7 separate regions of the Homo sapiens genome follow, and all the other regions are linked to region 4. Evidence: chromatin loops called from intact Hi-C (ENCODE). Cell type or tissue: OCI-LY7. All regions are shown on one strand.

The links. Peaks named below come from ENCODE experiments on the same cell type or tissue, not always from the same donor. Only the 100,000 strongest peaks of a DNase experiment are listed, where the experiment ranks them.
Region 1: a loop joins it to region 4, with 4 times the contacts of the local background. A loop is called at or near these places in 7 of 110 quality-filtered maps.
Region 2: a loop joins it to region 4, with 10 times the contacts of the local background. A loop is called at or near these places in 87 of 110 quality-filtered maps.
Region 3: a loop joins it to region 4, with 2.7 times the contacts of the local background. A loop is called at or near these places in 2 of 110 quality-filtered maps.
Region 5: a loop joins it to region 4, with 17 times the contacts of the local background. A loop is called at or near these places in 20 of 110 quality-filtered maps.
Region 6: it touches region 4 in a loop (10-fold over the local background); 9 of 110 quality-filtered maps call a loop at or near these places.
Region 7: it touches region 4 in a loop (8-fold over the local background); 41 of 110 quality-filtered maps call a loop at or near these places.

What each region holds. Positions count from the first base shown.
Region 1 is chr11:9,687,501-9,691,500 of GRCh38, forward strand. The region is part of intron 1 of SWAP70 (switching B cell complex subunit SWAP70); the gene reads left to right. Among named protein-coding and RNA genes, the nearest start is that of SWAP70, 25 kb to the left of the region's middle. In OCI-LY7, no CTCF peak of the experiment used is centred here; a DNase peak (open chromatin) is centred at 1,851; H3K4me3 peaks cover 2,766 bases; H3K27ac peaks cover 4,000 bases.
Region 2 is chr11:9,747,100-9,751,099 of GRCh38, forward strand. SWAP70 (switching B cell complex subunit SWAP70) reads left to right here. Exons shown (of 12, transcript NM_015055.4): 10 at 759-957; 11 at 1,988-2,084; 12 at 2,765-4,000. The coding sequence ends at 2,871. Among named protein-coding and RNA genes, the nearest start is that of SBF2-AS1, 9.2 kb to the right of the region's middle. In OCI-LY7, a CTCF peak has its summit at 1,553 (motif pointing left); DNase peaks (open chromatin) are centred at 372, 932 and 1,532; H3K4me3 peaks cover 1,524 bases; H3K27ac peaks cover 1,990 bases.
Region 3 is chr11:9,383,662-9,387,661 of GRCh38, forward strand. IPO7 (importin 7) reads left to right here and starts at 991. Exons shown (of 25, transcript NM_006391.3): 1 at 991-1,186. The coding sequence starts at 1,103. RefSeq lists an enhancer at 993-1,508. In OCI-LY7, a CTCF peak has its summit at 1,532 (motif pointing right); DNase peaks (open chromatin) are centred at 910, 1,390 and 1,730; H3K4me3 peaks cover 3,287 bases; H3K27ac peaks cover 2,245 bases.
Region 4 is chr11:9,611,252-9,615,251 of GRCh38, forward strand. No RefSeq gene overlaps it. Among named protein-coding and RNA genes, the nearest start is that of WEE1, 40 kb to the left of the region's middle. RefSeq lists enhancers at 1,971-2,660, 3,861-3,950 and a silencer at 2,761-3,140. In OCI-LY7, CTCF peaks have their summits at 2,104 (motif pointing left), 2,305 and 3,015 (motif pointing right); DNase peaks (open chromatin) are centred at 40, 863, 2,110 and 3,060; H3K4me3 peaks cover 2,445 bases; H3K27ac peaks cover 4,000 bases.
Region 5 is chr11:9,971,367-9,975,366 of GRCh38, forward strand. All of the region lies in intron 13 of SBF2 (SET binding factor 2), which reads right to left. Among named protein-coding and RNA genes, the nearest start is that of LINC02709, 210 kb to the left of the region's middle. In OCI-LY7, CTCF peaks have their summits at 1,701 (motif pointing left), 1,923 and 2,993 (motif pointing right); a DNase peak (open chromatin) is centred at 1,735.
Region 6 is chr11:9,504,715-9,508,714 of GRCh38, forward strand. ZNF143 (zinc finger protein 143) reads left to right here. Exons shown (of 16, transcript NM_003442.6): 12 at 3,905-4,000. Among named protein-coding and RNA genes, the nearest start is that of ZNF143, 46 kb to the left of the region's middle. RefSeq lists a silencer at 2,139-2,258. In OCI-LY7, a CTCF peak has its summit at 2,224 (motif pointing left); a DNase peak (open chromatin) is centred at 2,207.
Region 7 is chr11:10,312,977-10,316,976 of GRCh38, forward strand. The region is part of intron 1 of CAND1.11 (a long non-coding RNA gene); the gene reads left to right. Among named protein-coding and RNA genes, the nearest start is that of CAND1.11, 6.7 kb to the left of the region's middle. RefSeq lists a silencer at 1,919-1,988. In OCI-LY7, no CTCF peak of the experiment used is centred here; DNase peaks (open chromatin) are centred at 1,395 and 1,915; H3K4me3 peaks cover 1,696 bases; H3K27ac peaks cover 3,492 bases.

The sequences.
Region 1 (4,000 bases), 76 kb after region 4:
AAAGAAAATATAAGCATTTTTCTGTGGTCAAATTTACCAGTATTTTCTGTTTAGTTTCTGAAGAGGGGTAAGTTGGTAAGTTATCCAAAATAACTTTAAAAAGGTGGTTCAGTTAGAGTGTAATCCAGTGCCATCCATGCTGTATGACATCAGTGGCATATATTCTGTGGACAGCATTCCAACAGATGACTTTGAGTTACTTTTCCTTAATCTGTCTGTAAGTGTTCTGCTCTTACTGAATCTTCGCTTAGCCCTATGCTAGTCACTGAAGGATGCAGAAGGAAAATATTTATTTCCTCCCTTCAATAAGGGAGGATATTTGATAAGTTAGATATTTGAGATACCATTAGTATCTGAAACAGAACATAGTTAAATGCTGAATAGGAGTTCATGGGGCAGGGTGGTAATCCATAAAGATTTCCTAGAGTTTATGAATGACCCAATCTTGAAGGATGTGACTAGGCAGAAGAGAAATGTTTCCAGCACAGGGCATCACTGTGGGACAGAGAGCTAAGAGATTTGAGTTCTAGTCCCTACTTTGTTGCTAATTATTGTGTGACTTAGGCCAAGTCTCAGGCCACAGTCTTTTTATCTGTGAAGTGAGGAGATAGAAATAGTATATTTTCTAAGATTATTGTTAATATTAAAGTATCACGGCTTTAGTGTTAAGAGAATTTTTAGAAAGAATTCACTTAGCAGTTATTGAAAGTCTTCTGGATTCTGGGCAGCATGCCAGGTGCCATGGGCATGCAATGTTGTATAAGATATGGGCCTTTCAGAAATGTACAGTCTTACAGGAGAGAGAAATCATGTGTGGTAGTTAGCACAAGAGGTACTGCTTGGGAAACAGAGTGAAGAAAGATCATCTTGGTTTGGGTGGTGAAGGCTTCAGAAAGAGATGCCATTTTTGTTAGGCAGGAAAGGAGGTAGGGGTAAATTGAGCAAGGGCCCAGGGGAGAAAGGGATGTGGTACAAGTTGCCTGGGATGCAGTTAGTAAGCTTATTTGGCTGGATTTATATGGTTGGTGCAGAGGGTGGGAAGAAATAAGGAAGGTGAAGTGGGCTGGCCTGTGGAGTGACTTAAATATACAACTCACATATTTCCTTAGCTTTTACTTCTGTAGTCTTCTGATGATTTTTAGGCAGGGGGATAACGTGATGTTAGTGGTACTTGAAGATTTGGTGTAAGTGTCTAGGATGGTAACTGATTGTACTTAGGGATTGAGAGCAATGTGAACAATGACTTTGAGATTTTTGAGGCTGGTTAGATTAAAGGTAAGAGGAAACAAGCAAGACTTAAGCAGTGACAAGCAGGATGAAAAGATGTTTGGAAGGGGAAAATGAGTCCATGCGGGAATGGGCAGGACTTAGAGTAGACAATGCTTTTAAGGCAGGGCATAGCTGTGGTAGGAAATTGGTCATGCTGGTCCATTGTTAGGAAGAATTTTCTGGTAATTTGCCATTGGCTTGAAATTTTATAAATCAGACAGGAATTTTAATGTTTTAAAAAAAGATTGCCCATTATGAGTTATAAGTCTATAATTGTGTCAGTTCAGATAAGTCTTTTGGAATAGAAATCTGCCCCCACTCCGCTTTTTTTTCAGTGTTGAATCTTGCCCATTACGCACATCCTGTAAAGGGAAACAGTGTGTTACTGGGTGGCACGTTTTAAATAACTTTTTAGAATCTCTACGTCTTTGGAGAAAGGAGGGTGAACACTACTTACTCGTGTTAAAACACTGTTCACCATCCTTGATTTCATTTTCATGATGGCTGGAGTAAAATGCTCAAAAGGGGTAAATGGCAAGCAAACCACTGAACAGGAACAGACCACACGAGCAGGGCTCATGCAGTTAATTAGTCATCTTGTCAGCAGAGGCCCTGCAGAGGCAACTGCAGACAGCTATGAGGGAACTGGAGAGATGAGTTTCTGGCATGGATATGGATCTGTTATTGTGGTAACAATAGTTTATTCTTCAGATCAGCAGAATGAGAGCAAAGCTGCTTAGCAATTATGTGGGTGCTGAAAGAATGGCCTTTGGAGGAACAGGCATTTGAAGCGGGATAAATTCAGCTTTTTCAAGAAACTTGCAAACACCCTGATTAGAATGATTTGGGGCAGTCCTTTTACAAATCAAGAACTTGTAGTCCTCTTTCTGATTCTTTTGTCTTAATCTGCTTTTCAGCTTCCTCATCTGGAGAAGGGGTTAGTGCCTCTTAGTGCAGATTCCCCCAGAGGGATAGGGTGCTGGGAGATGAGGGCTCCCAGAGAGAGAACGGTCCCAGACTTCTAGGTATGTGGACTTCCTTGCCACTGGCACTAACTTGGCTCTGCTGAATAGTGCCTGTCATCTCTGTTGGGCCCTGTGGAGCTGATGGGGTGGGGCTGGGGTAGCACCAGCACATCACTAAAATTTAGAAACAACTCACGGGCGTGTCCATCTTTGTATTGGCAGGGCTATCTGTTTTTCCAGAAACAGAGGGAAGGTAGCAAAGCATGGAAAGGACACCAGAGTGGGAGGCTTGGGTCTAATCCCAGTTTTGCTACACGTAAAACTCTGTGATTTGGGACACATCTCCTAATCTCTGACTCAGCCTCTTCGTCTGTAAAATAGCAATAATATCTATTCTCCCTGTGGAGAGGCTAAAACAAATTAATAGATGGTATGAGTCTACTTGAAAAAGCATAAATTGCTGTATAAGTTTATGGAGGAGCTTTTACTTCTTTTTACTAGTTTATATTCCGGCCATCAAAAATTTTATTTCTTGTATATTTTATTTTTATAAAAAGAAAACCTTGGTAAGGTGTAGTCGTTCACGCCTCTAATCCCAGCACGCAGGCCAAGGTGGGTGGATCACTTGAGGTCAGGAGTTTGAGACCAGTCTGGCCAACATGGTGAAACTCTGTCTCTACTAAAAATATAAAAATTAGCTGGGTGTGGTGGCAGGTGCCTGTAATTCCGCTACTTGGGAGGCTGAGGTGGAAAGATTGCTTGAACTTAGGAGGCAGACGTTGCTGAGATCATGCCATTGCACTCCAGCCTGGGTGACAGAGTGAGACTCTGCCTCAAAACAAAAAACAAACAAACAAAAAACCTTGTTGAGACTGGGCATGGTGGCTCATGTGTATAATCCTGGCACTTTGGGAGGCTGAGGTGGGAGGATCACTTGAGCCCAGGAGTTTGAGACCCGCCTGGGCACACATAGTGAGACCCCATCTCTATTTTTAAAAAATACAAATAAATCTTAAAAAAGAAAAAAATACTTGAGATACTGTCTAAGCTTTAAAGAAAGGTTGCTGATAAAAAGTTTTAAAGATAGTACACAATTTTTTCCTCTTTTAGAAATACTGTTTCATTGTTGCTTTATTCAGTTGGTTGTTTTATATATACATATATATTATAATTAATTAATTAATTTTTGAGATGGGACCCCCTCTGTCACCAAGGTTGGAGTGCAGTGGCATGATCATGGCTCAATGCAGCCTCGACCTCCCTAGGCTTAGGTGATCCTCCCACCTCAGCCTCCCATCTCAGCCTCCCAGGTAGCTGGGACTACAGGCATGTGCCACCACATCCAGCTAGCTTTTGTACTTTCTATAGAGATGGGGTTTTGCCATGTTGTCCAGGTTGGTATTGAACTTCTGGGCTCTAGCTATCCTCTTGTTTCAGCCCCCCAGAGTGCTAGGATTATTGGCATAAGCCACCATGCCCAGCCTGTTGTTATATTTTTTGAAGAAGACTTCCCTTTTATAGACCTTACTAACAGTGAAAAAGCTGTCACAAAGCTGGACTTCTTATCTAAATTATGAAATGAGTTTGGGTTGATAGTTAAGGGTTTTACAAACAAGTCCAACTCTCATTTGACAGTGAGGATGCAGAGACATTGGAGCGCAGGTCTCTTCCAGGTGCCTTGTATACTGTGCTGCCTTCCTCACAGTTTGCCTAAGTAAAGATGGTTAAGAAAATTATCACTGAATTTAGCCATCCCTGTGTTTAAC
Region 2 (4,000 bases), 140 kb after region 4:
GTTTATTTAAACAACTACATAGCTGGGTATTCCCAGATAGGTATTCCTGTTATTTTGGAGTCACACAGACCTGGGTTAAAATCCATTATAACCTGTGCAACATACTTTTAAACCCTTTGGTTTTTCATTGCTTCATCTGTAATGTAGGGACAATACCTTTCAGGATTGTCAGGGGATTAGCAATAATGGAGGCAAGGGCCTGGCATGTAGCAATTGTTCAATAAATAGTATCTCTATTCTGTCTGCGTTCACTCCTTTCTTCATCTTCATTATCAGCTTTTTCCATGGTAACAGGTTTTTACTAGATGAAAATGTTTTCATGTTGTAGCAACCAGGCAAACTTCAAATCTTGGCCCTGCCACCTGGCAGGTGGATGATCCTAGTACAGGCCACTGAACCTTTGTGTCTCACTTGCACCATCTCTAAAATATGAGTAGCAGCACCTAAATTTACTGTGAGGATTAATTGAGAAAATACACTTGACTCTTAGGCCAGTTCCTGGCACACATTAAACTCTGGATAAATGTTATTTTTTATTTCACAAACGGGTGAAACTGAGAGAGCTTAGAGCAGGACATATAGGCTGCTTTACCAGCTTTGTGAATATGAGCTTCTCTGGCTCCTGCTTTCCTCCTGGTGGAATGAAAGGGGGATTAGACGACCTCAAATATTCTCTTGTCTAAAATGCTTCCCTCGTCTGCTGGGTCAGGGTGGTGACCTGGGCAGGATTTGATCTGGAGCTTTCCTCCACATTGTAGGTTGTTGGAGGAAGAGTCTTCCAAGAGGGCTGAACTAGAAAAGTGGCACTTGGAGCAGCAGCAGGCCATTCAGACAACCGAGGCGGAGAAGCAGGAGTTGGAGAATCAGCGTGTCCTGAAGGAACAGGCCCTGCAGGAGGCCATGGAGCAGCTGGAGCAGCTTGAGTTAGAACGGAAGCAAGCACTTGAGCAGTACGAGGTAATGAGACTTGGCCCTGCAAACTTGTATATTTAAATTTTTGAAAAACATTTCTCAATAATAGAATTATTTGCTTAGCTGCCAATATGAAGCTGTAGTAAGAATCTTGCTTAGCTGTAAGAAAGAAAAAAGAGGGAGTTTTTACAGGAGATAAGATATATTATACATCCATCAGAGACAGAAACTGCACAGTAATTTGAACAGGGAAAGTTTAATATAAAACATTATTAACTGTCATAGGAGATTACCTACTGTGTTGTAAAGAAGGCTTTGAGAATGCAGGAACAGCAGACGTAGGGAGCAGCCACTGCCTCGAAAACTGAGGCAGAGCACCAGGGAGGGAGTGGATCTGGAAGAGCATTCTTTGCTTCTTGCCCCTTAACCCCAGTGTTGTGATCCATACCTCCATGGAGAGGGTGCACAGATGGCAGAAAAGTTTGTTGAGGTGCTGTGCCAGCAAAGCTCACTGGGAGGCCACCGGCAAAAGCTGCCCACAGGGAGGTGCTACAGAAACTCACTGGTGGTGAGCACTGTGGGTGTTCTGAGTGCCACAGGAGCCGCTGAGTGGAACCTAGAAGAAAAGTCCCTCCCTCCTCGTGTCCCTTCAGCACCCTCTACTGACAAAGCTTTATGCTGCCAGCTAGTGAGGAGAATTATTTTAGTTTCACCAGCAGGACAGTTCAGGGTGGATTTGGAGTGGAGAGGCAGTAAACTGTAACTGGCACACAGGGCCATACACCCATTGTAATTCGTATGCAGATGGTGGAAGAATAGGCTTTGGAATCAGACAGCCTGGGTTCCAATTCTGGCTCTACCATTTCCTGCTGTGTGACTCTCGGCAGGTTACTGACCTTCTCTGAACCCGTTTTCACTCTGTACAATGGGGTAATAGTAGTTCCCACTTCTTAGAATGGGCTATGAGAGGATTTAATGAGATAATTCACAAATACATAGTAAGGGCCCAATAGTTGTGATTTGGTTCTTAAACTACCCGTGTGTCTGCATAGTCCAAAATCCACTTTTGTTTCAGGAAGTTAAAAAGAAGCTGGAGATGGCAACTAATAAGACCAAGAGCTGGAAGGACAAAGTGGCCCATCATGAAGGATTAATTCGACTGATAGAACCAGGTAACAGACTCTATGAAGTAATCATATATTTATTTTTATTTTTCATTTTTATTTTATTTAATTAATTTATTTATTTTGAGATGGAGTCTCGCTCTGTCGCCCAGGCTGGATGGAGTGCAGTGGTGCGATCTTGGCTCACTGCAAGCTCCGCCTCCTGGGTTCATGCCATTCTCCTGCCTTAACCTCCCAAGTAGCTGGGACTACAGGTGCCCGCCACCACGACCGGCTAATTTTTTGTATTTTTAGTAGAGACGGGGTTTCACCGTGTTAACCAGGATGGTCTTGATCTCCTGACCTCGTGATCCGCCCGCCTCAGCCTCCCAAAGTCCTGGAATTACAGGCGTGAGCCACCACGCCCTGCCCATATATTTATTTTTAAATTTATTTTTCTGTTTCACTTGTGTATTTGAATTGTACTAAAGAAACTTTTTTAGCCCAAATGTAAAAAAACCAAGCTGTTCAGGATAAATTTCTCTTGAAAATCTTATCCCCTAATAGGTAAGAGGGCCCAGTTAATCCCCTTGGTATACATCTTCTAATTGTTTTAGCTGGTATGACATTTATGCATGTTCCTCAAAGAAGAAATAAAGTAGGGAAGTTACTATTTTGTCTGTAGAAAAATGATGGGGTATCCTGAAGAATATAATACTTCCTGTATTTAAAGCATGTTTGCCTCTTAGGTTCAAAGAACCCTCACCTGATCACTAACTGGGGACCTGCAGCTTTCACTGAGGCAGAACTTGAAGAGAGAGAGAAGAACTGGAAAGAGAAAAAGACCACGGAGTGACTGAGCTTGCTGGCAGTCACGTCAGTTATGTAGATACTGCATGGCAGGAGAGCTTTACGCTAAAGACAAAAGAAACAGCTTTGGGGGCCGGGCGTGGTGGCTCACGCCTGTAATCCCAGCACTTTGGGAGGCCGAGGCGGGTGGATCACCTGAGGTCAGGAGTTCAAGAGCAGCCTGGCCAACCTGGTGAAACCCTGTCTCTACTAAAAATACAAAAAAAATTAGCTGAGCGTGGTGGCGGGCGCCTGTAATCCCAGCTACTTGGGAGGCTGAGGCAGGAGAATCACTTGAACGTGGGAGGCGGAGGTTGCAGCGAGCTGAGATCATGCCGTTGTACTCCAGCTTGGGCAACAGAGTGAGACTCCATCTCAAAACAAAACAAAACAAAACAAAACAAAAAAACCCGGCTTTGCTGCTTTTAACTCTTCTTCCTTCTGTGCCTCTCTAAGTGGGTCAGTATCCTAAGGAAGCCTTCTTATTTATCTTCCTGCAAACAAGGGTTACCTGAAAAGAAAAAAAAAGTCAACATTGTCAAGCTGTTTGTTTACTCTTTCTTTGAAAACATCACCTTCTGAAATTTGTCTTTTAGCTCTCTCAGATTCTTCCCCAAATGAGGCAGGGTGCAGACAGCACAGTCAGCTCTGCAGAGTTTGGAGGGGCTCACTGCCACTGGGTACTCAGAACCTCTGTGGACTGGATGTCAGCTCTTTCCTTTGGCAGCGTGTTTCCTTTTCCGAGTATGTGCTGTTAAACTAGATTGGCCGGTTCGCTTTCCATTTCCTGACACTTGACATGGAATGCCTTTGACCATTGGTGCTCTGACAGAGAAGTCATGGAGTCATTGCCATTTCCTGGTTGCCCTTTTGGAATGTGATCCTGTTAGTAGAGGTTTTCTAGCTTCTACTAAGATATTTCTTTCCCTAACCATCATACACTTGGCATGTTTCATTCCCATCTCCTTTCCCCTCACCTTAAAGGAGACTACCCCTTTGCCCCATATTGTCAACCTAATTTTCTCTCGTACTCTCTCTAGTGAATGATGTGCTACCAAGTATATGCCAGGCTGTGAGAGGATTATACTGAGTAGTAGAAAGAAGCTAATTTGAAATAAAAATTATTTGTATAATTA
Region 3 (4,000 bases), 230 kb before region 4:
TCCTGACCTTGTGATCCGCCCACCTTGGCCTCCCAAAGTGCTGGGATTACAGGTGTGAGCCACCGCGCCTGGCAGGAAGGTGTATTTTAATAGGGATTATGCTTTTACTCTGCATTAAGAGGTGATTTATATGAAGTCCCAACTAAAATTTGGATACTCAATAAAAAGCCATGATTTCAGTATTTGGTAATTACTAATACGTAATGTGATAAAAACCTTTCACACATAAAGTTCATTTAATCTTCCGTGTTATTGCCTTAGGATAAAGTCTCATAAGTGGAATTACTGGGTCAGAGTTTAAACATTTCGTTTCGTTTTGTTTTTTTGAGACGGAGTTTCGCTCTTGTTGCCCAAGCTGGAGTGCAATGGCACGATCTCGGCTCACTGCAACCTCCGCTTCCCGGGTTCAAGCGATTCTCCTGCCTCAGCCTCCCTAGTAGCTGAGACTACAGGCGCGTGCCACCACGCCCGGCTAATTTTTTGTATTTTTAGTAGAAACGGGGTTTCGCCGTGTTAGCCAGGATGCTCTCGATCTCCTGATCTCGTGATCCGCCCGCCTTGGCCTCCCAAAGTGCTGGGATTACAGGCGTGAACCACCGCGCCCGGCAGTTTAAATATTTTAGTGGCTATCAGAAACACATCTCAAATTGCTTTTCAGAAAGTTTCCTTCAATCACGCAGCCATTAGCAATCGATTGCACCACACACTGTATCTGACTCCCTTTATGAACATTGTGGATATAGTATGTGAAACCTTTTGTAACTGATTGTTTTGCTTTTCTTTTTGTGGAACTTGAACATTTTTCGTTTTTGAACAGAAAGACTTGTCTGTAGGAACGACAGCTCAGGCAGCCACGTGGGCTGCGGACTGTGTTTGTGGACTACATCTCCCAAAGTGCTCCGCAGGCGCGCCCACAGGAAGTCGCCGGAGCATCTCCCGCCTCCACGCCGAGGCGAAGAGGTTCTATCCGGGGCCTTGGCGCTTCTCTTTCCTTTCGCGCCGGTTGCCGCTGCGGAGCGCGGCGGGTCCATGTGCGCAGTGAGTGGCGCTATTCCTGGCCCAGTAGCACCCGAGCCCCGGGTTTGACCGAGTCCGCGCTGCGATGGACCCCAACACCATTATCGAGGCCCTGCGGGGCACTATGGACCCAGCCCTGCGTGAGGCCGCGGAGCGCCAGCTCAATGAAGTAAGGACGCCCGGCTAGCGGTGGCGGCGGGCAGGCGGGTGGGCAGAAGTGGCAGGCCGAGCCCCCGGGGCCTGGCCGGAGGCGCGGACGACGTCGTTGAGGGTCCCAGCAGGAGGGTGGGGCGGACATCTGACGGCGACTTCCACGCCGGGGCGCCTCGGTGTGGTGTGGTGGTGGTGGCTGCAGCCAAGGCTGCCTTTGCTTCGGATCCTGAGCTGGGCCTCTGGCTGCGGTCTAGGCATGAGGAGCCGGCTGAGGCGGGGCGGGCGTGACGGGTTGGACACATGGCTGGCTCGGGTGGCTGGCCGACCTCTGGCTCATTCCCAGCTGGTTCCTCACGTCCAGGAGGGGGCGAAACTTACTGGGAGGTTTTTCAGATGTTTCTGAGACCAGTCTCGCCGTCGCAGGGTTTGGAAGGGCTCCTGGGAATGCCGGCTGGTCCTTTGGGGGCTGCGCCTGTCATCCTTGTCACTTTGCTGGGCTGATCAGTGGCCTGCCTCGGGCACAACTTCCTCCTCTCTGGCTGAGTTGCTAGGGAAGGCTTTCAAAGGCAAGCCCGCGCCTCCTTGGCAGGATAGGAGTAGTGCGGGACACTCACAGAGTCTGATCCCTGCTTTTCCGCTGTCCTAATGCTTCAGTCGGGGAGCTGGCTTATGTAGTGGGAAGGATCAGGTGAAGTGCACCCTTCTAGGTATAGCTGCACCATTGATTCCTTGAGTGACCTTGGGCCAGTCGCTTAACCTCTTGATCCTGAGTTTTTCCCATTCATAAAATTACGCCACAGAGTTGCTGTGACAGACAGGTGAGATAATGTTAAGTCTGAGTGCCTTGGAACATGCTGAGCTCCTTATCAGTTCAGATATTGCATTCTCTGAAGGTTTTTTTTTTCCCCCATATTTTGTGGGGACCGCTCCTTGGAAAACAGCTTAATTGCATGAATATTTATTGTACTATCTCCAGTGTCATTCTTTGTTTCTAAACTTTTGCATTTTTACGTATTAATGATCAGTATTTTAAATCCTTCTTAAAAGGGCTGCTGTAACTTTTCTGCCAGTTAGTAACTGTCCTTCAGCATGCTGCTGAATCTGCCAGCTTTACTGAACTTTAGTGTACATTTTTTAACTGAAAAAGAAATCACACTTTAAAATAGAAATTCAACTATTTTATGCGTCTTTTAGCTGGTAAGTAAATAATTTAAAAACATTGTTTATATTGACTTACCAGAAACAGCAGAAATATTACTAACTGGACTTTCAGTGTAAAGGGCTGCACTAGAGATCCCTGCCCTCACGGAACTTACAGTTCAAGAAGACTACCTACAGAGTTTACACAAATTAAATGTAAAATTATTTCAGAATGTTAAATCTATTTTATATGTAAATGAGATCATTATTATACCACACAAAGTGATGATTACATGTTCAAATTTTTAGACTCAGAGTCACCTTGGGAGGAGCTTAGATTTTTTTGGATATAAAATAGTGAGTTGAACCGTATTACCATTTTGAACCATTACCAAACTATGGAAGGAGCAATGGATCACTTTTTGTTTTGATTTGCTTAGTGATAGACATGGGTTAAGTTGAAAATTATTTTGCTTATTAAATAGTAATGCAGTTACAAGCCTAGAAAAGCTAAAAGTTTAGTCATGGTCATTTCTACCATGACTTTGCTCTAATCGCGTATTATTTTGACTAATTATACTTGCATGTAATTATTAATTTTAAAAGTGAGTACTTGAAGAGTTGGTTTGCTTCTACAAAAATGGGGGAAATAATACTTCCTGAAAATCTGAAATTCATTTATTCCTCAAATAGACATTACATGTCTAGTATATGCACTAACATCTTGTAGTAGAAACCTGGGGTATTTCACAAGCTAGTTTTTGGAAGATAAACAAATGATCAAAATAGTATTCAATGCCTTTTTTACTTAACCATTAAACTACTGTTTTGGAATACTGTCAAACAGTGAACACCGCTAATCTGTCAAAGAAAATTTGTTACATGGCCTTTATTTTTGTAATCCTTAACTATTTACATTTCATACATTTCTTTCAATTATAACACCTAGATTTTTAAATATTCTTCCTAAGGTAAATTTTCTATTAGTATATTTACTTTCATTCCATTTTAATACACTACTTCTCCCTCTCCCTTCTTCCATTTAAATATTTTTTGCTTTGACTTTCTTGTGGCAGAACATTGATTTGGGAGACAGATCTCAGACAAGTCTTGAATATTGTTAAGAATGAGGAAGTAACATTTCTGAAAGGCTCTTGCTTTGGAGAAGATAGAAGAACGAATTATTCTATGATGTCTCTCATTCCAGTGAAGCTGTGTTTTGGTTCATTTAGAACCAAAGAATAAGATCATTGACATTTGAATGAATCTCTTCACAAAGTGAAATAATCACTGACTCAATGTAAAATTTGTAAATGTTATTAAAGTGTTTATAGTATAGACAGTTTCGAAACAAAATAGCCCTTCTGCCTCAGAGTCTTTGCACTTAACTCCTTGGAACTCCTTTCACATAGTTATCCCCCTAACTTGTTCTCTCATTTCCTTCCATCCCTGTTCAAATGTCTCCTTATCACTGAGGAGTTCCTTGACCATCATACTCCCTATCTCCTTTCACTTGTTTTTCTCTATAGCACTGATTTGTCATACATATTTGGCTTACTTTTAAAATTAATTTTATTTGGCCAGGCACGGTGGCTCACGCCTGTAATCCCAGCATTTTGTGAGGCTGAGGCGGACTGATCACTTGAGGTTGGGAGTTTGAGACCAGCCTGACCAACATGGAGAAACCCCA
Region 4 (4,000 bases):
TCTGTTCAAATGTCATCTTATCAGGGAGGCTTACCCTGACTAACCAAGCTGATGCAATTAGCACGTCCCATTGCTCATGGTTCTATTTTTCTTCCTACCGCTACCACCACCTTGCATCATGTATATTTGTTTCTTTGTTGTCTCTTCCCTCCATTATAGTGAGATCTTACAGTAGTATTTAATCTGCAATAGGAACTCCCTAATAGCTGTTTGTTGAATAAATGAAGATCACTATATTGCTATTCAAAAGAGTTGTATGGGCCGGGCGCGGTGGCTCACACCTGTAATCCCAGCACTTTGGGAGGCCAAGGTGGGTGGATCACATGGCGAAACCCTGTCTCTACTGAAAACATAAAAATTAGCTGGGTGTGATGTCACGCGCCTGTAGTCCCAGCTACTTGGGAGGCTAAGGCAGGAGAATTGCTTGAACCTGGGAGGCGGAGGTTGCAGTGAGCCGAGATTGCGCCACTGCATTCCAGCCTGGGCAACAGAGCAGTGGAGTTTGAGACCAGCCTGATAAATATGGTAAAACCCCATCTCTACTAAAAATACAAAAATTAGCAAGGTGTGGTGACATGTGCCTATAGTCCCAGCTACTCAGGAGGCTGAGACAGGAGAATCACTTGAACCTGGGAGGCAGAGGTTGCAGTGAGGCAACACTGCACTCTAGCCTGTGCAACAGAGCAAGACTCCGTCTCAAAAAAACCAGATAGAGTTGTATGAAGCAATGGTGACTATTATTTTACCATGCTGCTAACATTATGCATTATTTTTTTTCTGTTTTTCTATTATATTTTTTTCTATTTATTTTTACAGAAACAGCGTCTCACTATTGCCCAGGTTGGAGTGCACTGGTGTGATCATAGCTCACTGTAACTCTCAGGCTTAAAGGGATCCTCCCACCTCAGCCTCCCAAGTAGCTAAGACTACTAGAGCACAGCACCATGCTGGACTAATTTTTAAATTTTTTGTAGTGACAGGGTCTCACTCTGTTGCCCAGGCTGGTCTCCAACTCCTGGCCTCAAGGGAACCTCCTGCCTTGGCCCCCAGTGAACTGATATTACAGGCATGAGCCACTGCATCCAGCCTGCATTATAATTTTAAAACATTTTTGCTACTTTAGTAGATGTAAGGTGTTATGTCATAACTGTTTTAAGTTTAAAGTTTCTGATTATCAATGAACGTTTTCCCCATGCACTTGGGTATGACTTTTATTTCTTATTGTGAATTACAGTGCATGTTTACCTTCTTTGTCTATTTAGCAATTGGTACCTTGATTGTTTTTATATATATAAACAAGCTTTTTTTGGGTGGGGGGGATGGAATCTTGCTCTGTCACCCAGGCTGGAGTTCAGTGGTGCGATCTCGGCTCACTGCAACCTCCGCCTCCCGGGTTCAAGCGATTCTCCTGCCTCAGCCACCCAAGTAACTGGGACTACAGGCGTGTGCCACCACACCCAACTAATTTTTGTATTTTTAGTAGAGACGGGGCTTTCACCATGTTGGCCAGGCTGGTCTCGAACTCCTGACCTCAGTTGATCCACCCGCCTTGGCCTCCTAAAGTGCTGGGATTACAGGCGTGAGCCACTGCACCTGGCCTATAAACAAGCTTTTATACATTTCAGGTAGTATTTGCTTGTCACTTGGTGCAGACATTTTTCTCAATCTGTTGTCTTTTTAAAATTCTGTCCAGTTTTTGTATTTTTGAACGTTAGTCTTCCTTTGTTGTTTCTTCTGTTGTTTCAAAGTTTTGAGAACGCTGACGTTTATCCATAAATATAACTGCCTTATCCTATTAAATATATAGTTTCTATGGCTGTTCTTTAAAATATTTAGCACTTTAATCCACTTGGTGTTTATTTTGAAATACGATGTGAAACACATTTTTGTCCTCCAAATTTTCATTCATTTATCTGCGCATTCTTTACATAGTTCATCTTTTCTTACTGCCGTGTTTGGGAATGTTATTTTACTATGTATCCCATCAGGATTAATGCGTGTGTTTGTTCAGTCTCATTCCTTTCCGTTGATCTCAGCTTCTATTTTTGTTTCTGCTCTTAGTCACTGCCCAGCAGCGCCAAAGGAACATCCCGCCCCCTGCAGGCAGCTGGTGTCCCCACAACCTGGGAAGCCTGGGGCAGGGCCTCAGGGGACTCCTGGTGTTAGTCCTCCGAGCCCGGGTGGACGTGTCGCTCTGTCCCTGCGGGAGGATTCGGGGCCCCTTTGACAGGCCTCCTTCTATGCCGGTTTCCTGGGGCCTCGAGCTTCCTGGGTTCCACGTCTCTAGTAACCAGTAGAGACGGGCCTTTACCCTGCCGTTGGGTGGGGACTGTCCCCTTCTGGGCTCTTCCTTTCGGGCCTTTCCACCTCTCCGACCCCAGGGCATTCGCCCCACCACGTTGCCGGCACAGTGCTGGCTCCGCGGCCCGCGGTTCTGGCAGTCAGCGCGGAATGCCATGGCACCGAGCCTCTGTGTCTAGATGAGTTCTGGGCGCTGATTTTCCAGGTCACTCGGAAGCTGCTCTCTGGGCCCGCCTGTTTCCCTTCCCTTTGCCTCCTTGTCCCGCTTCCCTCGCAGTATACCACTCACTGTACCCCTCCTAAAAAGGACCACTGCAGGAAGCGTTATTGAAGCAGACACGGTTCAAACACGAAAAACAAACTCTTCTTTATTCAACAGATGTGCACGAATCTATTGTGTGTTAGATACGGGTAAGTTTCTGATAAGTCGTGCACTGAGCCAGTCCGGGCTCCTAGAACCGCGTTTACGTGCCGAAGTCTCAATCAGATTAAGAGCGTCTGGGGAGAGCGGGGCGGGGATAGAAGGAGGTGTTGGGGCTAGGGGTAGGACTGTTCTGGAGGCGTGGGTAAGGGGGAGTGGGCTGTGCTGTGCGCCCCTCCCCTCGCTATCTCCCCATTCATCCGCAGACCCGGGGCCCCACGCGCCGCTCCTGGGCAGGGCCGTGCACCCGGAAGGCGCCGAGGCGCGCCCAGCAGAGGGAGCATGCGGGCAGGGCATTCCGCGGGTACCCGCGGAGCAGGACGGCCACCCACGCCGGGGCCCCTGGGGCTCCACCCAGGACGCACACCCGGAGAGACCCAATGACTGCGTTTCGCACCTGGGCGCAAGCTGGTTACTGGGCACGCGCTGACAACCCACATCTGGAAAACCCGGTCCTAACTGGAGAATAAAACTTAAATGCACGTGAACTCACCGGCAGCTGAACATTTCCGTGAGAAAACCCCTAAAAGCCGGCACCGGCTCCGGTGGGGCCACAGAGTCTCTGGAGCGAGGCTCTCTCCAATGCCTGGGCCCTGGGACCGAGCAACTGTCCCAGTAGAATCCCTTTCGGGCTTTGTTGCAGGGATAGGGGATTCTTTTTAACGTGTTCCTTGGCTTGCACAGGCATTTACTGGTCCTCTGGAGATCACATATAACAGGAAGTCTCTAAATTCAGTATTTCTTTTAAATGAAGTTGTATTTATTCATCACATTTCTATCAGTAGACTTGAAAAACAGCGTACACGTTTTATACATTGTATGTAGGACATTGTATTTATTCAGGTCCATCAGAGAGTCTTAATCTGGGGTATGGGGACAACTAGGAGTGGATAGGATTCAGGGAGCCCATGAAACTCCTGAGATTGTTTCATATTTTAGGGCAAATGTGCAATTTTTCTGGGAAGAAGTTCTGTCGTTTTTATGATTACCAGGGTTCATAACCTTAGTTTGGTTAAGAAATGCTGGTCTAAGGTCAATGCTCAGCAGGTTTATGGATTCAGAACTCATTGCACTAGCACTGAAGCCCCCTTGAGGGCCCGAAGCCCCCATTCTGGACCCCTGCAGGAGAATTTGGTTCTCCAGTGAAGGTCACTAGAGCCTGGACTTGATTTTCTCTCCCTACAGGAAGGCCCCCCAAAACTCCAAGGGGCACAGTTGTTTTCGTTTTAAGGCCATATTAGGTTCAAGTAGATTTACTTCTGCATTTCTCTGTCTTAA
Region 5 (4,000 bases), 360 kb after region 4:
GGGTGGTTTAGAAAAAGCAGGATGCATTGGCCAGGCACAGTGTCTTATGCTTATGTAATCTCAGCACTTTGGGAGTTCGGAGTGGGCAGATCACTTTAGTCCAGGAGTTCAAGACCAGTCTGGGCAACATAGTGAGACCCCATTTCTACAAAAAAATAAAAAATTAGCCAGGCATGGTGGTGCCTGCCCATGGTCCCAGCTACTCAGGGGACTGAGGGAGGAGGATAGTTTAAGCCTGGGAGATGGAGGCTGTGGTGAGCTGTGATTGCACCACCACACTCCAGCCTGGGTGACAGAGTGAGACCTTGTCTCAAGAAAGGAAAAAGAAAAAGAAAAAGAAGGATGCACATATCACTTCTAGTCAAAATCTCTAAAGAGTTGGTCCTATAATTTGGTAAGTTCATCCTAAACTTCATAGGGACATACAAAGACCAAAAATAGTCAAGGAAATTCTGAAGAAGAGTTAAGTGGGAGAGTTAAGATTTCCAGATATCAAAACTTACATAAACCTTTAATAATTAATACAGTACAACAACTGTTATTAGTGAAGGGTTAAAAGGATGAATGGAATAGAATAGAGAGCCCCAAAACAGGACTATGTGAGAAAATATGATAGAGATAGGTGGCATGACAATTCAGGGGGAAAGGTTAGACAATTCAATGAGAGGTAGTATAACAAAGTATTTTTAGTTCATGATCTCTGATTTCAGAACGCCTCGTTTCAAACTCTAGCTTGGCCACTTACTAGTAGTGTGACCTGGTGCAGTGTCAATTCACTTACCCCATGTGTTGTAGTTTTCACATCTGTAAGGAAGATAATAATATAGTACCTACTTCATAAGGTTCTTATGAGTATTGAACGAGCTGTTACAGTAAAGCTGTTAGAACACACAAACACACACACACACACCACCCCAGAATGAATCTAAAGGCTGTTTTCCAAAAATTTTGGCTACATTCATTTAAAAAATATGTATTCTCTTATTCTCTGCATATTCTATGGCATGGTACCATGCTTCTATAACTAAAGCCATCTCTTTCTCCCAAGATTTCCAACACATTACCAACTACTTACATTTTAGTAATTATAGTAGTAGTATCCAATATGTTTTTTGTTTGTTTGTTTGTTTTTGAGACAGAGTTTCACTTTGTTGTCCAGGCTGGGGTGCAGTGGCGCGATCTCTGCTCGCTGCAACCTCTGCCTCCCGGGTTCAAGTGATTCTTCTGCCTCAGCCTCCCAAGTAGCTGGGATTACAGGTGTGCACCACCACGCCTGGCTAATTCTTTTGTATTTTTAGTAGAGACGGGGTTTCACTATGTTGTTCAGGCTGGTCTCAAACTTCTGACCTCGTGATCCACCAGCCTCAGCCTCCCAAAGCGCTGGGATTACAGGCGTAAGCCACCACGCCCAGCCCTCCAATAAGTTTTAAATAGAGTCTTCCCAGAAGCAATTAGAAATATTGTAAACCAAATCCATACACAATTTAGAATTACAAGCATTAATTTACAAGCTTGTAAAAAAGATCATGTTAAAACAAAGTTCAAAGTTGAATATCTGTAGTTATATAGATATTCTACACCAAAATGCAGATTAGGGATTTTGTTAAATTATGATATATTTAGCTGTGTTTAGAAGATTCGAAAAAGACTTATGCCCCAGAATACAGTAATATTTGGTTTTCTGGCTCCTGAGTCTGTATACTGCTGCCCTCTAACGGGCAGCATGATAAATGTAAAGGACCACATTTGCTACCTTGAACCTAACTTGGTCGCGAAATGACTTTTGAGAAGACAATAGCAATGAGAGGAAGTTTAGGGTAGGGCTCACTGTATTCTGCATATACTTAAAAACATCTGCTTTTACTTGTAACACAAGATGTGTTTGGACTGGTCCCTTGAACGTCACCAAGCTCATTAAAAGCTACAGCCAAATTTTGTGTTGAATCTCCTTGTTGAAATAAGGAAATCCGTTATTTTCCGACAGTACAAAGCAGCAGCCAAATTTTCATCTTTGATTCCAGAGAAATGCAAATATAAAGTAATAAACAAGGGCTAGACAACTAAACACTTACAGTGAACCTGGCAACATTTTTTTCCAAAGTAACCAAAATAAACTACTGAAAAGAGTTTGGCAGAATGCACTGTCTTTTACATTTTGAATTTGGATAATGATTTTCAAGGAATGGTCTCTATAATCCTGCTTTAAGAGTATACTTTAGTAATTCGAGGTAGAATGATTTTTCTCAGACATGAAAAAGTGACATATACACACATCATCTGGTCTGCAGCACCCCTCCCCCCTGCAGCACGCCCAGCTACCCCCAGCTTTGGTAGGCTAAGTGAGAATATGCCTAGGGGTTACAGAATACAAGGCTTGAAACTAATTTCAAATAAAAGCAAAGCAAGGCACAACAAAAGCCCCAAACCCCAATGGAAATTCAAAGTAGGCAACAGCCACCTTGGGAAAAAGAAAATTTTTCCTATGTATTGGTCTCAGCACTGAAAGACAAATCAATATGATATTGTTAGAGCTTATCAAGTTTCCCAGATTAATTCAAGTATTTGAAATTATTTAACGTGCACAAATTATACTTAGAGCTATGTGGGATAGCAAGTGACACAAATTTTTTTTCTAATACAGTTGATGGCAATACTGTCACTGGAGTAAATTGTTAAACATTGTCAAAACGTAACTGGACTCTTTAGAGTTGCCTGGTAGTGTACATGACATTGATGGAATGACTCATCCTCAATTTTCCAACTTCATAGGACTTTCAAGGATCACATCCTTGTGAGATGACTGAGACATTCAACTGAATGTCTTATCCTTAATACAAGTAGATGACTTTAATATTTGATATGCTGGTTGCCCTAATTCAGGGTTTCTCAACCTATGCACTAATTGACATTTGGGCTTGATAATTATTTGCGATAAAGAGTAGGTGTCTTGTGTATTGTAAGATGTTTAGAAGTATCTTTGGCCTTTATCCACTAGATGACAGTAGCACAGTCCCTCCAACTGTGACCACCAAAAATGTCTCCAGACCAATTTCATGAAGTAGGGTGGGAGGGTTGCTCCTGTTGAGAACCACTGCTCTAATTCATGACTCCAGATAGAGATTTCCTATTCTAAGACAAGTACTCTTGTCACAAGTACGAAGGCAACATACAGTGACCAGCTAACAGTCCTATACTCTCACTCACCTGCTGAAATACAAATTAGAATCACAATGAGATACCACCACATACCTGTTGGAAAGGCTAAAACAAGACACCCCCAACACCGCCCAAAAAAAAAAAAAAAAGAAAAGAAAGAAACCAGCCGGGTGCAGTAGCTCATGCCTATAATCCCAGCACTTTGCGAGGCCGAGGCGGGTGGCTCACGGGAGTTCGAGACCAGCCTGATCAACATGGAGAAACCCCGCCTCTACTAAAAATATAAAATTAGCCAGGTGTGGTGGTGTATGCCTATAATCCCAGCTACTTGGGAGGCTGAGGCAGGAGAATCGCTTGAACCCAGGAGGCAGAGGTTGTGATGAGTCAAGATTGTGCCATGGCACTCCAGCCTGGGCAACAACAGCGAAACTTTGACTCAAAAAAAAAAAAAAAAAAAAAAAAAAAAGAAAAAAAGAAACCAACTGACAATACCAAGTGTTAGTAAAGATGTGGCACAAATGGAATGCTAATATACTGCTGGTGAAAATGCAAAATAACGTAGACACTTGAGAAAACAGTTTGGCAGTTTCCTATACAGTTAAATATTGTATTACCATATATTCCAGCCTCCCACTCCTAGGTATTCATACAAGAGAAATGAAAACTTATATTTATACAAAAACTTATGCAAATGTTTGGGGTGGTTTTATTCATTATTGCTAAAATTGTCTTTCAGTTGGTCAACAGGTAAATAAAACTTTAGTCCATCCATAAAGTGGATTACCACTCAGAAAAAGGAATAAACAACTGTATGAAGCAACATGATTGAATCTGAAATGCACTG
Region 6 (4,000 bases), 110 kb before region 4:
CCCAGGCTGGAGTGCAATGGCGTGATCTCAGCTCACTGCAACCTCCGCCTCCTGGGTTCAAGCGATTCTCCTGCCTCAGCCTCCTGAGTAGCTGGGACTACAGGCACCTGCCACCACGCCCAGCTAATTTTTATACTTTTAATAGAGACGGGATTTCACCATGTTGGCCATGACAGTCTCAATCTCTTGACCTTGTGATCCACCCGCCTCGGCCTCCCAAAGTGCTGGGATTACAGGTGTGAGCCACCACGCCCAGCCTCTTTTTTTTTTTTTTTTTAAGATGGAGTCACGCCCTGTCACCCAGGCTGGAGTGCAATGGCACGATCTAGGCTCACTGCAACCTCCGCCTCCTGGGTTCAAGTGATTCTCCTGCCTCAGCCTCCTGAGTAGCTGGGACTACAGGCGCATACCACCATGCCCAGCTAATTTTTGTATTTTTAGTAGAGACAGGGTTTCACCATGTTGGCCAGGATGGTCTCCATCTCCTGACGTTGTGATCCACCCACCTTGGCCTCCCAAAGTGCTAGGATTACAGGCGTGAGCCACCATGCCTGGCCAAAAGACTTTTTTTTTGAGATGGAGTCTCGCTCTGTCGCTCAGGCTGGAGTGCAGTGTCGTGACCTCAGCTCACTGCGACCTCTGCCTCCTGGGTTCAAGTGATTCTCCTGCCTCAGCCTCCCGAGTAGCTGGGATTACAGGCGCATGTCATCACGCTGAGCTAAGTTTTGTATTTTTAGTAGAGACAGGGTTTCACCATGTTGGCCCAGCTGATCTTGAACTCCTGACCTCAGGTGAGCCACCACGCCCAGCCCTGATATGCAATTTTTGTGTGCTATACATAAACATGTACCTACGAATGAGTTCACTTACTGTTAAATAATTATGGCCAGGCATGGTGGCTCACACCTGTAATCCCAGCACTTGGGGAAGGTCAAGGTGAGCAGATCACTTGAGGTCAGAGTTTCGTGACCAGCCTGGCCAACATGGTGAAACCCTGTCTCTACCAAAAAATACAAAAATTAGGCCTGGTGGTGGGCACCTGCAATCCCAGCTACTTGGGAGACTGAGGCAGGAGAGTTGCTTGAACCTGGGAGGTGGAGGTTGTAGTGAGTCAAGATCATGCCACTGCACTCCAGCCTGGGCGACTGAGTGAGACTCCATATCAAAAAAAAAAAAAAAAAAAGGAAAAGACAATTCATCTTTTAAGTGCTTCTTATTAAAATATATGTGCTTAAGTGCCTTTTTGTAATATTTGGAGAAAATGGCTGGGGCTTTTTGGATGGGCTGGGAAAACATTATTTTTCCCATTTAAATTAATGGAATATAGATAGAGCTTGGCGCAGTAGTAGCTCATGCCTGTAATCCCAGCACTTTGGGAGGCCAAGGTGGGTGGATCACTTGAGGTCAGGAGTTCAAAACCAGCCTGGCCAACATGGCGAAACCAATTCTCTACCAAAAAATACAAAAGTTAGCTGGGTGTGGTGGCAGCTGCCTGTAATCCCAGCTACTCAGGAGGCTGAGGCAGGATAATCACTTGAATCCAGGAGGTGGAGGTTGCAGTGAGTCGAGATCACACCATTGCACTTCCAGCATGGGTGACAGAGCGAGACTCCGTCTCAAAAAGAAAAGAAAAAAGCAATGGAATACAGACTAATTATCTGAAAGCTAGCCATTCAACACATTTTATGGGCAAATTAGCATTCAATAAGAGAGATGCCTACATTAAGTTTGGCCATACTGATGTCTTTGGAACATTTAGGTAGAGCAGTGCTCTCAAATGAGTCTGCATATTGGATGTATCTCTTTAAAATAGACTGATTGCCCAGATCCTGTCTGCAAAGATTCTGACATAATTGTACTGGGGTGAGGCCCAGGCATCAGGGTGTATTTAAAGCTCCCCAGGTCTTTTAGTAGACTGTTTTGAGAATAATTGAAGTAGAGAGAGTATGCAGTTATAAATGTTGGTCTGACCTAAGAGGTGGGTCTGGGCTGGAAGAAAAGATTGGCTAATGATCAGGTAATTGCTACAATAACTGGTCACAATATCCAGTAGAGTAAAGATTCAGACCTGTGAAATGCAGTCCTTTTTTCTTTTCTTTTTCTTTTTTTTTCTTTGCAAGGCTCGTCAGATGACCCAGGTGAAGCTATGTAACTAGCCAGTAAGGGAGCTCAAAAGCTCAATCCAAATCCATTCGCCTCTTGGCTGTGGTTTGGTGCCACCTAGTGGCAGTTTCTGCTCTAGCCTAAATATCAATTGGGCTGATTTTTCCAAGTTGAAATTGGCTGCCCTTTCTCTTGCCCTCACCACATCTCAGCAACTATCCACCAAAATAAGAACATTAACCTGCCTGCTTTGGGAATGGGAACTGGGCAGAGGACAGGAAGAAATCGCCAATTACTTTATGTGTAAGACTTATGTTACGGTACATTAGTGTGGTATCTTATTTTTGGGGGGGTTTACTGTGTTTAGAACCACTGCGAAAGGTGCAGTTACCCAAGGAATGTGTCGAATGAGAATAAACCAGGACATGCATATGTATACACACTTTCATATGTACATTTTAAAAATCTGAGTTCACACCAATACCTCCAATTCCATTTCACCACAGGGTTCTTTTTGTTTTTCTTCCCCCATTCCATATTTGTATTCTCCTTTTTCCACAGCTGGAGCCCTTCCAGCAGCATTTGAAATATTTACTCATTTGCTCAGTCTTTTATTCCATCTAAAATAGTTTCAGAATCCCTTCACCCATACCACTACAGTAAACAAGCCTACTACAAATGAGCTGAATATTTGTTTGCAATTCTTCCCCTCACTCTCGCCACTGAGCCCAAGACTGAGGGCATAAGTCAAATACTGTGTAAATGAGCTACTTTAATTAATTTATTTGTTCCCCCACCCCAGCCCCTTCAGTGTAGTTAAAAGTATTCATTTAAACAATTAGGTTAATTTGTTCCAGTTTGCTTTCAGTTTTAGGTCCCTACACCACCACATGTTAGCACTGTCTAGATATTTTGTGATATTAAGTAATTATTATTAATTTTGTTTACATATTTTTTAAACTGGGACCCATCTTTTTGGTATACAGCCTGAAAGAAAAAGAATGTTACCTGCAACTGTTTCGGAATAATCCTGGTCGGGAAGAAGGGGGAAATGGGTAGTAAATATAAGAAACAATATTGGTCATGAACTGATAGTTGAAGCTGGATGATTGGTACATGGGGAACTGTTTCTCTATACTTTTGTGTATATTTGAAATTTTCTGTAGTAAAAAGTTCTAAAAATATGTGTACTGCCTATAATGTTCTCAAGCTGTTTCATGGGACAAAAATTAAAGTATTTACTTCCCTATGTATTGCCTGCTTGCTATTAGTGAATACTCAGTAGCTTTTGATTGGATGTAAGAAGTCAGGTTAAGTTAAATGAAACATGTTTGTCCTTTTAGTTGTATTGACATATCTAACTAGGTTTAATAGACTTTTAAAGACAATCCTTTTTTATTATCTTTATGAAATTCTTAGGAAGCTGCATAAGTTACGATAATAGCATTTATTATTATTAATAGACTATAACAGTATCTAGATTATCTAATTATGGGAAACAAATTACAGTTTCATTAAAGTTAGAGTTAAACTGGGCAACATCTCCATCCTTTTCTCATTCCTTGAGATTAAGGAGAACCTGGTGTTGATGCATGGAGACAGCACTAAGGATCATACTACCTTTTGAGTCAAGTCAAAACCATAGTTAGGGAATCTTTTCTTGTGTGCTGCCTCATGGTGGGATGAGGAGGGGTTTGGCAATTCTTTATTTTTAGAGGTATTTTACCCCCTGGGGGGGAAGTATGGAATGATTTTGCCTACATATGTAAAAGTTGAACTTTTTTTTGGTGTTGCTCTTTAGGAGAAAAGCCATATGTTTGTACAGTTCCTGGGTGTGACAAAAGGTTTACAGAATATTCCAGTTTGTACAAACATCATGTTGTCCACACTCATTCCA
Region 7 (4,000 bases), 700 kb after region 4:
CCTTCTGACTCAGCCTCTTGAGTAGCTGGGACTACAGGTGTGCACCACCATGCCCAGCTAATTTTAAAAATATTTTGTAGACTGGGGTCTCACTATGTTGCCCAGGCTGGTCTTGAACTCCTGGCCTCAAGTGATCCTCCTGTCTTGGCCTCCCAAAGTGTTGGGATTACAGGCATGAGCCACTACTCCTGGCTGAGTGCTAAGATTTTCCCTCTGTGTTTTTACCATTAAAAATGGCCCCAATATAGCTGGGTGCTGTGGCTTGCACCTGTATTCCCAGCTACAAGGAGGCCGAGGTGGGAGGATCACTTGAAGCCAGGAGTTCGAGACCAGCTTGGGCAACATAGGGGGATCCCATCTCTAAACAATTTTTTAAAGCCCTCAATGAACATTTTTATGTGCATTCAACTCATCTTTGAGTAATTTAATGACTATTTTTTAGGATAAATTATTACAAATAAAATTATTGGGTCATTGGGTCTGTACTCTTTTTTGTTAAAGCATTTGAGCCAGATTGCCTTCTGGAAGGATCAATTTTTACTTCTACTAACAGTATAAAAAAGTCAATTTCTGGCCAGGTGCAGTGGCTCATGCCTGTAATCTCAGCACTGTGGGAGGCCAAGATGGGTGGATCACCTGAGGTCAGGAGTTCGAGACCAGCCTGACCAACATGGTGAAACCCCGTCTCTACTAAAAATACAAAAAATTAGCCGAGTGTGGTGGCAGGTGCCTGTAGTCTCAACTACTCAGGAGGCTGGGGCAGGAGAATCGCTTGAACCTGGGAGGCAGAGGTTGCAGTGAGCCACGATTGCGCCATTGCACTCCAGCCTGAGTGACAAGAGTGAAACTCTGTCTCAAAAAAAAAAAAAAAGTCAATTTCCTATTTCCTTTGAAACACTGAACATTATTCTTCTTTTCAATTAATAATATTATGTCATGTAATAGGTAAACATGGTGTTTCCTATTGCTCTTTAAAAAGTTTTATTCTTTTCTCATGTTTTTGAGACTGTATTTTATATCCTTAATAATTTAAAACATTTAGTTTATAGTTTCGTTCTAATAACTCTGCTACCTTTATCTGCTGACTCTTATTCATTGTGATGTATTTCTTCCTATTTCCTGTAATTTGGGGTTCCGAGCTCATCTTATTAAAGCTTAGTTGATGGTAATTCTGTGTGGACTGGGTTGAGTCCCTTCAGAGAGATTTATGTTTGCTTCTGCCAATTGTCCCAAGGTTATTACCCATCTGAGACCATTCTTTATATTAATTTCTTAATTTTATGTTTATGAACCACGCAAAAGTGCATCTGTGCTGGTGATGTGGGGTGTAGCATTTTGAGAGTCCTTGGATTTACTTGAGTATCTCAGTTCCTTTTCTTCTGTCCCTAAACAAATCTCTGTTACCAAAGGGAGGAAACCCCTTCCGCAAAGCCCAGGCAACTGCTTTTCAGCTCAAGTTTTCTACTCTGGATTTTAGTTACCTTGGTTTAGTTTTCTGTGGCTTTCCTGTATTTTCATGGGGTTCAGCTATGCATTTAAAAGGATATTAAGTGTATTTTACTTAGCATTTCTAGATGTTTTATAGTAGCAGGATTTTCAACTTAGTCTGCTATATCACCAGAAAGAGGAATCAGCATTGTTTAAAAAACAAAACTTTAGACAAATTAAATTTAACATAGTTTAACTGCGTAAAGAAGGATTCATGAATCAGGCAGCCCCCGAGAGCCAGAGTAAGTTCAGAGCATCTCTGGTGCTGCCACGTGGTTGGAGAGGATTTATGGACAGAAAAACAAAAGTGACATTGAGAAAATGGAAGTGAGGGACAGAAACAGCCAGACTGGTTACAGCTCTGTGTCTGCCTTTTTAAAACAAGGTTTAAACACTTAGCAACCTGTGAGTAGTTGAAGTATGGCTTCTGTGATTGGCTGAGACTTGGCTGCTTGTTGCAAGAGTAGGTTACAGTGTGTTTTCACATCGTTAGGTTACCGTTCACTACGTATGCAAAAAGCTTTTGGCCAAACTTAAAATATTTAAGGAAGCAGATTTAGACTAAATTTAATTTAACAGCATCAACTCTTCTCACTACTTTAACTTATTTCCATGATTATTAGTGTAGCTTGAGTATTTTTGATGTCTTCATGATCATTTATATTTCCCCTTATATATATATTATTATTGTTTATTTATTTACTTATTTATTTTATTTATTATTAACAGACAGGGTCTCGCTTTGTCACCCAGGCTGGAGTGCAGTGGCATGATCATAGCTCATTGCAGCCTCCAGCTTCTGGGTTCAAGTGATCCTCCTGCCTCAGCCTCCTGAATAGCTATGACTATAGGCGTGTACCACCCTGGTTAATGTTTAAATGTTTTGTAGAGAGGAGGTCTCACTATGTTGCCCAGGCTGGTCTTGAACTCCTGGGCTCGAGTGGTTCTCCTGCCTCGACCTTCCAAAGTGCCGGAATTATAGGACTGTAATTATAGGATTATAAATGAGCTACCACGCCCTGCCATTTTTTTTTTGAGTTCTTGATTCATTCATTCTGTTGGAATATTTGTTTTTTTCCTGTTGATCTGAAATACTTTAATATTCTTATTGATTAAGAATACTAAAGTTTTGTCACATAGAGACACACCTTTTTTCTTTTTGTAGAGAGAGTGTGGCTTATTTTTTGCCATATAAAACTTATAAATATTTATATAATCAAAGATACCGATGTTTTCCTTTATAATTTCTGTCTTTACTGGCTTGCTTACGAAGTCTTTCTCTGCCTCAATATTTTAGAATAGCCATCTCTTTTTTTCTAATATTTTTATGATTTTGTTTTATACTTTAAACATTTTATTTTATTTATTTTTTTGAGACAAGGTCTCACTCTGTTGCCCAGGCTGGAGTGCAGTGGCGTGATTGTGGCTCACTGTAGCCTCGACCTCCTGGGCTCAGGTGATCCTCTCACCTCAGCCTCCCTAGTAGCTGGGACTACAGGTGCACACCACCACGCCTGGCTAATTTTTAAATTTTTTGTAGAGATGGGGTTTCACCATATTATCCAGGCTAAACATTTTAAAGCAAATGGAATTTATTTTGGCATCTGATGAGGTAGGGATTTAACTTTTATTTTCCCCTAAATTGTTAGCCAATTGTCCAGTATTTATACTGAGTAATGCATATTTTCTGTAGGACCTGAGGGTCTTCCTTCATCATATGCACCAGAGGTTTTTAAACTGTGTTCCACAGAGAGTTTTCCTGAGTTACTTCTGAAGTTTTCTGGGGAGAAAAAGGGGAAGAAAAAAATGCTAGTCTCTCTCTCCAGCTTCTAGTGGAACATCTCTATTCCTTTTTTGTTTTATTCCTTTTTGTTGGTGCTCCTCGTCAGATTTTATTTGAAGATTTTATTTGAAGAAAGAATTCATCTTCCTGCAAATCAGTAATATAATAATTCTTAAATAGTAAATATTTAAATTTGTTTCTGGCCCTTTTAATCTCTTCCATTGCTCAGTCTGTCTTTTTCTGCACCAGTTTTACAACTTAAAAAATTATGAAAGCTTTCAAACGCACAAAAACAGAGAAATAATAATATAATGACCCCCCATATGCTCATCATTAAAATTCAATAATTATCATGATATTGCCACATTTGATTCATCTATCCTTTTTTCTTTTTTGTTTTTAAAAAATTTTTTTGCCAAAGTATGTTTTTTCTTTTCTTTCCTGCCTATCCTTCTCTTTTCTCTTCTTCCTCTTTCTTTTCTTCTTTTCTTAATAACTTTTTCCTTTTCTTCAATTTTCTTTTGTCCAGTCATCCTATCATATCACCCACACATACTTCAGTATGCATCTGTTTTAAAAAAATGAAAATAATGTTTTCTTATGTAGCCAAAATGCTATTGTCACACTTAACATTAAAAATAATTCTGCAGTATCATCTCATAGCCAGGCCATAATCAACTTTGCCCGATTGCCTCAAAAAATGTCTTTTGACAATGGTTTGTTCAAAAT